4 separate regions of the Homo sapiens genome follow, and all the other regions are linked to region 1. A link is a contact called in ENCODE Hi-C or POLR2A ChIA-PET data. All regions are on one chromosome and are shown on one strand. Each heading gives the region's core, a stretch centred on a gene start or an enhancer-like site at or near the end of the contact. The rest is flanking DNA. Distances are from core to core; before and after follow the strand shown. Region 1 holds the start of SIK2 (salt inducible kinase 2). Region 2 holds the start of HSPB2 (heat shock protein family B (small) member 2). Region 3 holds the start of DIXDC1 (DIX domain containing 1). Region 4 overlaps DIXDC1 (DIX domain containing 1).

Evidence for each region. Hi-C counts contacts between places; a loop is a spot of excess contacts on that map. ChIA-PET counts read pairs that join two places held with the same protein, here RNA polymerase II (POLR2A). Pooled maps may share reads with other maps.
Region 2: a pooled map shows a loop between it and region 1 (4-fold over the local background). The contact joins the promoter of HSPB2 here to the promoter of SIK2 in region 1. A Hi-C loop is called at or near these places in 9 of 168 maps with a recorded cell type or tissue (B cell, CD4-positive, alpha-beta T cell, CD4-positive, alpha-beta memory T cell and 5 more), 27 of 37 single-sample maps with no recorded cell type and 24 of 50 pooled maps. POLR2A ChIA-PET finds 5 or more read pairs at or near these places in 5 of 52 experiments (CD4-positive, alpha-beta T cell, GM12878, OCI-LY7 and 2 more).
Region 3: a loop to region 1 is called in a pooled map, with 3 times the contacts of the local background. The contact joins the promoter of DIXDC1 here to the promoter of SIK2 in region 1. A Hi-C loop is called at or near these places in 9 of 168 maps with a recorded cell type or tissue (B cell, CD4-positive, alpha-beta T cell, CD4-positive, alpha-beta memory T cell and 5 more), 27 of 37 single-sample maps with no recorded cell type and 24 of 50 pooled maps. POLR2A ChIA-PET finds 5 or more read pairs at or near these places in 6 of 52 experiments (CD4-positive, alpha-beta T cell, GM12878, OCI-LY7 and 2 more).
Region 4: a loop to region 1 is called in a pooled map, with 2.5 times the contacts of the local background. The contact joins the enhancer-like site here to the promoter of SIK2 in region 1. A Hi-C loop is called at or near these places in 3 of 168 maps with a recorded cell type or tissue (Caco-2, GM12878 and K562), 9 of 37 single-sample maps with no recorded cell type and 11 of 50 pooled maps.

Annotation. Positions count from the first base shown.
Region 1 is chr11:111,601,081-111,603,780 of GRCh38, forward strand. SIK2 (salt inducible kinase 2) reads left to right here and starts at 1,369. Exons shown (of 15, transcript NM_015191.3): 1 at 1,369-1,618. The coding sequence starts at 1,484. RefSeq lists an enhancer at 755-894 and silencers at 985-1,424, 1,975-2,134.
Region 2 is chr11:111,911,484-111,914,183 of GRCh38, forward strand. HSPB2 (heat shock protein family B (small) member 2) reads left to right here and starts at 1,251. Exons shown (of 2, transcript NM_001541.4): 1 at 1,251-1,440; 2 at 1,958-2,610. The coding sequence starts at 1,347. The coding sequence ends at 2,412. It overlaps CRYAB (crystallin alpha B), which reads right to left and starts at 287. Exons shown (of 3, transcript NM_001289808.2): 1 at 41-287. The coding sequence starts at 241. HSPB2-C11orf52 (HSPB2-C11orf52 readthrough (NMD candidate)) reads left to right here and starts at 1,253. Exons shown (of 5, transcript NR_037651.1): 1 at 1,253-1,440. RefSeq lists an enhancer at 2,002-2,655.
Region 3 is chr11:111,936,046-111,938,745 of GRCh38, forward strand. It overlaps DIXDC1 (DIX domain containing 1), which reads left to right and starts at 1,298. Exons shown (of 20, transcript NM_001037954.4): 1 at 1,298-1,514. The coding sequence starts at 1,455. RefSeq lists a silencer at 1,075-1,174.
Region 4 is chr11:111,995,487-111,998,186 of GRCh38, forward strand. DIXDC1 (DIX domain containing 1) reads left to right here. Exons shown (of 20, transcript NM_001037954.4): 16 at 1-78; 17 at 594-660. Among named protein-coding and RNA genes, the nearest start is that of DLAT, 29 kb to the right of the region's middle. Within about 2 kb of position 1,310, at least 3 of the 41 ENCODE cell types and tissues checked have a DNase peak (open chromatin) inside an H3K27ac peak, as active enhancers do.

The DNA.
Region 1 (2,700 bases), core at 119-2,618:
ATTATAGGCGCCCACTACCACGCCCGGCTAATTTTTGCATTTTTAGTAGAGATGGGGTTTCACACAGGCTAGTCTTGAACTCCTGACCTCAGGTGATCCACCCGCCTCAGCCTCCCAAAGTGCTGGGATTACAGGCGTAAGCCACTAAGCCCGGCCCATTATTTATTCCTGATACTCAAACTGTCTCAGATTTGGTAAGGGGGGAGCACCTTCGAGCCATCTGCTTTCTTTTGACATATCTTCCTTGACATAGCCAAGAAATCTCCTTGCTTTAAGGAGCAGGATCTTTCAAGGGCATTTTATACTTTCCCTGTCTCTGCCCTCGAATGAGCCATCTCGCCACGGAGTCTGGCTCCTTTAGGTGGAGAATGGTATTTAGAAACCAAGATATAAAGGCATATGATACATCTCAAAATAGTGAGGTGTCACTGTCCCTGTTTCCTTGAGTCACATTTGGAAGCGTGGTGTGATTTATAATCCTACCTCGACTATTGCCTGTGTGACCTAGGCAATTCCCTTTATTCCTTGAGGTCTTCTTCGTCCTTTGGGGAAAAAAATTGGATTAGAGAAATATTTCTAAACTTTTTCAGAGTCACCAACGCGTTTGGGAATCTGACAGAAGCTACGGGTCCATCTCCCCAGAGACATGCTCACATAAGCAAAAACTGGCCTGTGTTTTAGGGGGTTCCAAACTCTGAAGCTCACATGAGGCTCCAAATCTCTGGATTAAGTGATCTCCAAGATCTCTTCAGCGCTGACATTGACATTCTGTGAGTCTATAAGCGACTGCACTGCTGTCAGAATGACTCCTCGGAGACATCAAAACGTGGAGGGTTTTATTATATATAGCAACGAGAAGAGAAAAGGACACAAAGAAAGGAGCCTGTGAGCAACGCATTGCTCAGCCACAGTTCTTTGCCGGTGCCAAATTTAGGACGCGCTGTACTTGTAGGTGAGAGGTTTTGGCGGGAAGGACCCCGGGTGGGCGGAGAACGCCGGGGCGGGGAAGGAGATCGCAGGCCGCATCCAGGTCTCTGCACCCCTCCGCACGGTCCGCCAGGGCTCGCTCTTGCCCTTCGCCTGGAAGGCCGAGGAACGGAGCGGGCCGAGCAGCGACCCCGCCCCTGGCAGCGGTGAGGCGGAGGGGCGAGGGGAGGGCGTCTGAGCCCGGAAGGAGCGCGCCGGCCAGGCTCGCGCCCCTCCCCGTGCGCCGTCCCCCACTCTCCAGCAGCCGACGTCGGCGGTGCTTCGGTCGCCATGGTGACCAATCCAGGCTCGGGCCCGCCCCCGCCCCCCTGCCCCGGCCCCCTGACGTCGGCGCACGTCAGCGGCGGCGCGCGCCTGGCTGGGCCCTGGGGAGCGGGAGGGAAGGAGCGAAGGAGCGAAGGAGCAAGCGGAGCGGCCGTCGCCCAAGCCAAGCCGCGCTGCCAACCCTCCCGCCCGCCCGCGCTCCTGTCCGCCGTGTCTAGCAGCGGGGCCCAGCATGGTCATGGCGGATGGCCCGAGGCACTTGCAGCGCGGGCCGGTCCGGGTGGGGTTCTACGACATCGAGGGCACGCTGGGCAAGGGCAACTTCGCTGTGGTGAAGCTGGGGCGGCACCGGATCACCAAGACGGAGGTGCGGCCCGGGGCTCGGCGGGAGCGTCCGAGGCGAGGGTTCGGGAGAGGAGCTGCTTACCGAGAGGGGCGGCCGCAGTGGTGGGACCGGGGAGACCCGAGAGGCCGCCTCACTGGCGGAGGCGAGCGGGCCTGGGACTGTGAGGACCCAGGAGGTGCAGGGGGTCGGTGAGCAGCGAAGGGATCGGGCCCGGGCACCCGGACCCGAGTGTCGTCCGACTGGAAACGCAACCAGCCGGGGCTTTGCTTTCCCCTACGCCACCCCCGGTGGCCACCCGGAATTTCGCCCAGAGCCCCCCACCCGGGCCGTGACCTGGTCTGTGGCCTCCGCTCCGGAGCCCAAGTTCCGCGTCTTCCCTGCTTTCGGCTGGGGGTGGGGTGGGAGGGGAAGTCTCGGTGTTCCCAGGCTGCGCCGTGAGAGACGTCGCCGGCCCGAGGAGGGGACCGCCTGCGCTTGGGCTCCGCGGATGGGGGATCGTGCGGCCCCCGTGACCCCGGCGCCCCTCCCCTGCCCGACGAGGAAGGGCCCCATGGCTGGGAATACCCCCACGGCCACTGTCCATCTCCTCTCCTTCCTTTTGGCCCAGGGTGTCTCTGATTTGGTGTCTGGCTAGCTTGATCTCTTGCCTGGGGCATTTCCATTTAATGCCCCAGACAATAGAACTGGTTAAAATGGTCATCTCTGCATTTGCACGGTGGGTGGATTGGTCTTCTACTTGTCTAGGGTTGTCACTGTACCAGGTGTGCATTCTGGCTGTAATACGCATTCTTTAAACCATATCAGATTCTGCCTCTACTCATAAAGCCCTCAACTGCTTCCTGACGGTGAATCCTGCACCCTCTTCATTGCACATTCTAATGCACCGCACATACTCTCTCACAAGTCTCTGTTCTTACCTAACCCGCCCCCCTTCCTTCCACTGCCTCAAGCTGCTCTCCTCAGGGTCTCTATTTTAAGACGTGCAAATTAAATACCTTAGAAGAACGGTAGAAACAAAACCATTCTTTAGAATAAAACCTAGTGGTTTTGACGTACTCTACTCTGCCTTATTGTAGTTCCTCCTGGAGTTTCATCCTTTTCCT
Region 2 (2,700 bases), core at 1-2,500, 310 kb after region 1:
CCAGTAAGGACTCTCCCGTCCTAGCTGTGGGGAGACTCACCTCTGAGAGTCCAGTGTCAAACCAGCTGGGTGCCCGCAGGAAGGAGGGTGGCCGAAGGTAGAAGGGACTCAGGGAAGTAGACGTCGGGAAAAGATCAGACTCCAACAGGTGCTCTCCGAAGAACTGGTCAAAGAGGCGGCTGGGGGAGTGGAAAGGAAAGAAGGGGCGGCGGATCCAGGGGTGGTGGATGGCGATGTCCATGGTGGCTAGGTGAGTGTGAGGGGTCAGCTGGCTGGTCAGCTCCTTCAGCTGCAGCTACAGCCAGCCCCTTATATATGCAGTCTTGTGAAGCTTCTGGAATGGTGATGTCAGGGGTTTTATTATCCTAGCTCACCAGCAGTTCATGGAGACTTGTGATCCGGGATTTGGCAATGTGACACATACCCAGTACTCACTGAGCTAAGAAAAGAGAGACACAAACACGTCTGAGCCGGCCAGTGACTTGTCATGGTCTTGTTTCACTAGCTTTCTGTCCACACCCAATGGCACCCACCCCCACCCCTGTTCTCTGAAGCTGGTACAGAGTCAGGAATCCCAAGCAGGCACGCGGGGTGGGGGGAGGATGGGAGCCGGCGTAGTGTGCCCCTCCTCCTCCTTTCCAGTCCTGAATGCCAGGGGAATCAGGCCAGCAACTATCTTGGGCCTGGGCAGGGACTGGAATCTTCCTAGGCTGAGCCCCAGGGACATTAACTCTTTGTGAGTCCTTGGAAGAGAGCAGTGATGGTCAACATGTCAGCACCAGCCATCTGCCTCGTGCCCTGGGTTGACCTGGGTTTAGGAGAGGATCCCACATCTGGGCAGAAAGACCCCACCCCCTGAAAAAAGAGCAAACAGATTTCTTGCATCTTTCGTTCTATGTGGCTCTCAGAACATTAAATCCAGGAGTGCTTTAGGAATTGGGTGCACAGTGCCTGCCACCGAAGAGGAGAAAATGAGGTGTGGAAACGTGCAAACCGTTTGTGAGGGTCTCAGCGAGGCCTCTTCATGCCCCAGGCACCACCAGCTCCCCCTCCCCAGCTCGTTCCCAGCCAGGACCCTCAGCTGTCCTCTCAGGCCCCCTGCGACAGCTGAAGAGTGTGCGGGGGAGGGGACTAGGGGTCCGGGCGGCGCTGGTCACACCCTCGTTGCTCTCACTCAGGGCCCCCACTCCCAGCCCCTCCCCCCCCAAGAGGCTCGGCACTATTTTGGGTGGTGTCGACCCCGCCCCCACCTCCTATCGAGCCCTGGCTCTCCGGGCAGCTGGAGGGGTCGCGCTGCGCCTGTTGGGGCTGCACCTCGGACCAGGGCTTCTGCTGCATCTGCAGCCATGTCGGGCCGCTCAGTGCCACATGCCCACCCGGCCACCGCCGAGTACGAATTTGCCAACCCGAGCCGCCTGGGTGAGCAGCGCTTCGGAGAAGGTATGGCACAGACACCACCCCCTTGCCCCCCACCCCCACCCCCTGAAATTCTGGGCTGACCTCCCAACGTTGCTGGCCTCCACCCCACTCTGGGCTTAACTGATCTCCTGGGACCAGCCACCCCCCACCCCAGACTACCCCTCATCCCCTCCAAGCAGAGATCTTTCCCATTCCTGCTGACCTCAAGACACACTTGGTGCTTGCAGTGCTGATACCTGCTCTTTGCCGGCCTGGGTGTGCCTCCTTGTCCCCCTTCTATCCACCCAGGCCGTTTGGTGCCTCCTCCTCCTCCCCCTCCTCCTCCTTCTCCTCCTCCTCCTCCCTTTCCTTTCCGTTCTCTTTCCCCTCTTCCGAGCTGCCTTCTCCTCCTAGCTACAGTGTGGCCTCCCTCCCGTTCCCTACTCCTCCTGACTCCCCTCTTGCTCTTCCCAATCCCTCCTCTCCAGATTTCCCATTTCGCCCCTGTGCCAGCCTCATCCTCCCTCATCCTGCCTCTTGCCTTCTCTCTGCCCTTTAGGCCTCCTGCCAGAAGAGATCCTGACCCCCACACTCTACCATGGCTACTATGTCCGGCCTCGGGCCGCCCCAGCTGGGGAGGGCAGCAGGGCAGGGGCCTCCGAGCTTAGGCTCAGTGAGGGCAAGTTCCAGGCATTTCTGGATGTGAGCCACTTTACCCCAGACGAGGTGACTGTGAGGACTGTGGATAACCTGCTGGAGGTGTCTGCCCGGCACCCCCAGCGCCTGGACCGCCACGGCTTCGTGTCCCGAGAGTTCTGCCGCACCTATGTCCTGCCTGCTGATGTCGACCCCTGGCGAGTCCGAGCTGCTCTCTCCCATGATGGCATCTTAAACCTGGAAGCACCTCGGGGTGGCCGACATTTGGACACAGAGGTCAATGAGGTCTACATCTCCCTGCTCCCTGCGCCTCCTGATCCAGAGGAAGAGGAGGAGGCAGCCATAGTTGAGCCCTGATTGCCACAGACCCAGCACCCAGCAAATCCCTCTCTACCTCCCAAGGTGATATGGGCAGCTGCCCACCACTCCAGAGGTAGCAGCATCCTTGGGGGAAGGGAAAGGTGCATGGTCCACAATGTATGGTTTGGTCCCATGGGACATGTCATAGCCTTGGTTTAGTTTTGGGTGGAGCTGAATAAACCCAAATCTCAGGGCCTTGTTTGTACTGCTCCCTATTCTGTGGCCGGGAAGCTGGGATGGGGAGGGAGGGAGGAGGTCACAGCCAGCTAGACAAAAAGCTCCTCA
Region 3 (2,700 bases), core at 48-2,547, 330 kb after region 1:
AGCCATTACTGACTTTTCTGGCTAAGGTACTAATCAGGATTTGAGGAGGAATCTGGGTCTTCCAGAAAATCATAAGTGTAGACTCCTAGATCCTTGAGCTGCCTGTCACTGATTGGCTGCGTCCTTGGACAAGGCCCTGACCTTCTCTGAGCCCTAATGCTCTGTAAACCCTTCCTCTCCATCTGGGATCACGAGGTGGAATGTAAAATGAATGTTTTTTCAGCTTCGAGTTTTCCTATAGAAACAAGAGTTTGCACTGAGTTGCAAATGACTAGTATTCCTAAAAATAAATAATCAAGGCTATGACTTGAATAGCTAGAAACAGCCTAGAATAGCTTTCTGTTTCACTTGAGGAAGCTTTTTACCTCTTTCAAATGCACCAGGACATTTTTGCAGTCTTTATTTTAATTAAAGCCCATTTATTTTAAAACACATTAAAATATGGGTTGTATATTTTAGCAGTTATTTTATAAAGAATGAAATAGGAAAATTTTGGAAAAGGCTTGGTCATCCTTGATGTTTCTGTTGCGATCCTGCGTGATGTTTAGCACTGTTCTATTGAATGTGTTCTGATACCATCAATAACTAAAGTTCTTTTTATCCTCTTTTCCCCCTTTCTTCCTCTGCTCTTTCTCTTTCTTATTTCTTTCCCTTCTGCTTCCTCTTCTTTAGCTTGACCTCACTGTCCAGGGCCCATGTGGAAAAAGGTTGCTGTTTTCGGTTAGTCTGGGGGAAAATCCTATGATTCACTCCCTTTCCCACCCACCTTCTGGTGGGCCGTTTGTGGCCTTAAGTTAGCAGTGTGTGTGTGTGTGTGTGTGTGTGTGTGTGTGTGTTGCGCACCCTCCCCACGGGCACACCCGCCTGCAAGCCTGGTGTGTGTGTGCGCGCGCGCGGCTGCAAGCGCATGCATACGCCAGCCGGGCCGCCTGTTTGTCAACGTGTGTGTGTGTATGTGTGTATGTGTGTATGTGTGTGTGTGTGTGTATGCACACAGCGCGCACATACAGCAGCACGTTTGCCTAAAAGCCGTGTGAGTGTGTGTGTGTGTAGCGCACGCACACACGCCCGTGCTGCGGCCCGGGCGGGGGGGGGGTGTGCGCGTGCGTGCGGGCGTGCAGCGCGCGCCCTCGCCAGCCCGCCTGGCCGTGCGGCTTTCCCGCAGGAAAGCGGGGCTGGGGGCAGCCCGGCAGCGCCGCTCAACCTAGTGCGCGCCCAGTTGTTTCCATAGGAACCGCGACCGCGCCGGGCCCCTCCAGCGGAGGCCCCCGTGCGAGCATGCCCAGTGCAAGCCGCTAGTTTGGCTCCAGTCTAGGTTTCCAGTAAGTGGCATGCGGGACTCCGGAGGGATCCCAATGAGCTGAGCCGAGAGCCTTTGTGTGCAGAGGGAGGAGGAGGAGGCGGCGGCGGCCGCCGGGCTGGAGACCCCGCCCGGGGAGCCCCCAGCAGGAACAATGCTAGCCTGCCTGACCCGAGGGAACTTACTGGACGTCCTGCAGGAGGGCTTCAATGAGGTAACTGTCCTGCTCCTCCCACTCCTCAGCTCCCCTCCCCCAGCGTCTCCCGCCCAGTCTCCGGAAGGGGTCCTCCTCCTCCTCCATCCTTTGGGGACCCCAGAGCAAATCGCCCCCAGAACCCCAAAGGGGCTAAGGTGGTACTTACGGTGCAGATGGGTGAACCAGGAGAAATCAGAAGGGCTGCCTGCCCACAGCTAAGCTGGGCCATGACCTTCCCTGGTAGCTTACCTGAGCCCAAGAGGACAGGACCACAAATTCAGAAATCACCTCCTTCCAGAAGAGGGGGTCTCCATCCTCCCTAGAGCTTCTCTCTCCAAGGAAATCCTCAGGGAATCCCTGGATATTTGGCAAAAGTGCTCATCTATATCAGGAGCTAACCAGCGGAGCCAAGGGAGGGTGGAGTGGTACTGCATTGGTAGAAAGTTTGAGAGGGCAGGGGACTGTAGATGGTCCATGTGAAGTGCCCTCTTCATGTCTGAATCTCTTTCTGAGTGCGGGGCAGTAGATTTCTCTGCAATCAAGGACATGGTTGTCTGAGAGGAGCTACTGAGCGAGAGGGGACCTGGGTCCTGGGTCCAGGGAGCCAGCGCGTGCACCGGTCCATGTGAGAGCAGAGGAACTGGGGCCTCACTCTGACAGGCAAGATGGGCTAGGGCCGACAAGGGGTCATTTCCTCCCCACTTGTTTCTCTTACAATTCTGTTTATTGCATTTGCTTTTCTTGTGACCCAGGAAATTCTGGTTTGGGATGCTTCCCCCTCAAGATTTGCTCCATACGTCTTCGACTGCAGCTAAGCCCTACTCTTGCGGGTTGTCTTAGCCCAGCATCCAGGGAAACCTAGGCTGTTAGTTGTGTCTTTCTTCATTTCTCTCTCGCTCCTTTTCCTTCCATCTCTCTCTTTCTTCTCTCTGTGACTCTCTGAAATTTAAGATTTTTAAAATCAGTTTTTACTCAACATATGAATACATTGTCTTCTTAAATATGAGCATTTGATAGGCAAGACTGAAGTGCCTTTGGCTCCCCCCACCCATTCCAGCCTTTTCTCCAGAAATAACCATTCTCATGAATTCGTGTATAAGATTTTATTTCTCCAGCTGCACTACAGACTCCTTCCTTAATTCCTGTTTCTAATTAAGAAGCTCTGCAGCCTGACCTGCCACAGAACCCTCCCCTGGTCTGGCCC
Region 4 (2,700 bases), core at 60-2,559, 390 kb after region 1:
GACAGCTTGGAGCAGGGCATTTCTAGCCTCATGGAGCGCCTGCATGTTATGGAGACGCAGAAGAAACAAGAAAGAAAGGTAACCCTCTTGCTGTGGTATCTCTCTTAGGCAAGCTCCTGAGAAAGCTGGGTTTTAAGAATTTTAATTGAGATGAAGGCAGTGTGAAGAGATACAAGACCCTGTTAAAGGTTAGAGTTGTTTTTCTCTATTGTTTTTTCTCTCAGTGGAACTGACTATTCATCATGGTATGACAATCCAGAGAAGAAGTTCATGGTCATACTTGCTCCCAGCAACTGTAGCTGTGTAAAGATTGTGGCTCTTGACCCCACAGGGTCTCCCTTTACGCTTCTTCCCCTCCCACCTACCCCTGATTGAGCTTGGCCTTGGATGAGAAAATATACGGAAAATGCACTGGAAACCAGAAAGCCTTTCATATATATTATTATTGTTAGGATAAATATATTAGATTTTATATGTTGTGGAAGAGATGGTAGAAAAGTATGTAGTATTTTAAGCACACTTTTATGATTTAAATTTCTTGGTTAAGTTCTCTCATTGATCATAACTCTTGTGATTTTTGTGTGGCTCCCCAGGTTCGGGTCAAGTCACCCAGAACTCAAGTAGGTAGTGAATACCGGGAGTCCTGGCCCCCTAACTCAAGTAAGTACCCATTTTTGCTCAGTAGGGACTCCTAGCATATTAGACCAGAAATTTAGTATTTTTCACACTACATTTTGGGGATGTAATTTTTCTTGTAGTACTTCACTTTTATACTATTTTGTTTCTGTAGCAATACTGCAATTGAGTTAGTTCTAAGACTATGAAGACATATGCCATCACCACCCCCAGTGCCATTTAGCCACGTGCAGGCAGGATGCTGTTGACTCAGAGAGGCTAAAATATCTTTGAAGAACACAGAAGCTCAAAAGATTTATGCTGAAAAAGCAAAATATAAAACAACAAAAACACATACATACGTAAATTTTTCTACACTCCCAAACAGCACAAAAAAAATTTCCACTTCTTCCTTGAAGCAAGGCGTTTAATTTCTTTGGAGATATTCTTAAAACTTTGAGTGCTCAGGCCGGGCGCGGTGGCTCACGCCTGTAATCCCAGCACTTTGGGAGGCTGAGGTGGGTGGATCACCTGAGGTCAGGAGTTCAAGACCAGCCTGGCCAACATGGTGAACCCCATCTCTATTAAAAATACAAAAATTAGCCAGGTGTGGTGGCACACGCCTGTAATCCCAGCTACTCATGAGGCTGAGGCAAGAGAATCACTTGAACCCAGGAGGTGGAGGTTGTGGTGAACCCAGATTGCGCCATTGCACTCCAGCGTGGGTGACAGAGTAAGACTCCATCTCAAAATAAAATAAAAACTTTGAGTGCTTAAGGCGTTTAGTTTAAGTCCTGCAAAATGTTTGCACCATCTAATGGCCATGGCTAGGAAGTGTATTTTAACCTGCTCCGTGCCCACTCTATATTTTTTCCCATTTGTTCAAACTTGTTGGAAAGCTACCCTGCCTGGTAATTTCTATTTTAGTTTGTATTTTGCCTTTTGTGGCTTAGTAATGTTCATGTTTTCTTATCTTTTAATCAGGCCTAATCAAAAGGTATCTAATAATTTATAAAAACCAAATAGTAAAAAGCTGACTAGAAACAGTTTTGTATGTTACATATAAATTTTTAAAAGCACATTAAGAAACCTAAAGTAAAAATCTGAAAATACTTGCAAAAATATGAAATGTAAAATTTTTTTGTGGAGTAAATAAAATAGCATTTCAAACCTCTGATCCCAGATATCTTTTCCTCTTGGATGAGGTTATCTATGCTGGGAATGAAACAAATTTTTTTTTTTTAGCGGCGGGGGATGGAGTTTCACTCTTGTTGCCCAGGCTGGAGTGCAGTGGCGCAATCTCTGTTCACTGCAACCTCTGTCTCCCGGGTTCAAGCAATTCTTCTGCCTCAGGCTCCCCAGTAGCTGGGATTACAGACGTGCACTACCACGCCTGGCTAATTTTTGTATTTTTAGTAGAGATGGGGTTTCGCCATGTTGGCAATGAATTATTTTATTACCAGAATTAGTTTCAGTTTCCTTTTCTAGCAGTGTTTCAAAATAGTCATTTCTATTGTTTGTAGAGGATTATTATTATTATTTTATTCATTGATTTCTTCAGATTAGTGTAAACTGCCAATATAAATAGGTGTAAATACTTAGAAATTTCTTTTTTAAGTACAATAAATTCCCCCCCAAAAAATTACTTTGTGCATATATAGTATTTATTTAAAGTACTACAAATAAATCTATAGCTGCTTGAAAACTAAGATGTTAATCTAATGCTTCCAGTGATAACTGTATTCACAAATAAGCTGAAATATCTCTTATCTGAAAATACAAAAATCTGTGTAACTTCTGCCAGCTCTCTAGCTACTGACTTATTTCTCTTACTCCTGTACATCAAAATTCTTAAAAGAAGAGTCTATATTTGCTCTCTTTTCTTCCTCACTTCCTGTTCACTACTCAGCCCACTACAGTCTTTTATCTGTTACTTTGCTTAGTGTTCTTCTTGTTGGGTCTCTGTTGACTTTCTTGTCGCCTAATCAAGTGGTTACTTTTTAAACCTTATCTTTCATTGTCTTTTCAAAAGCATTTACTATTCTCTAAAAGTCTCCTGGAAACTTTCTTCTTCTTCAGTTTCAG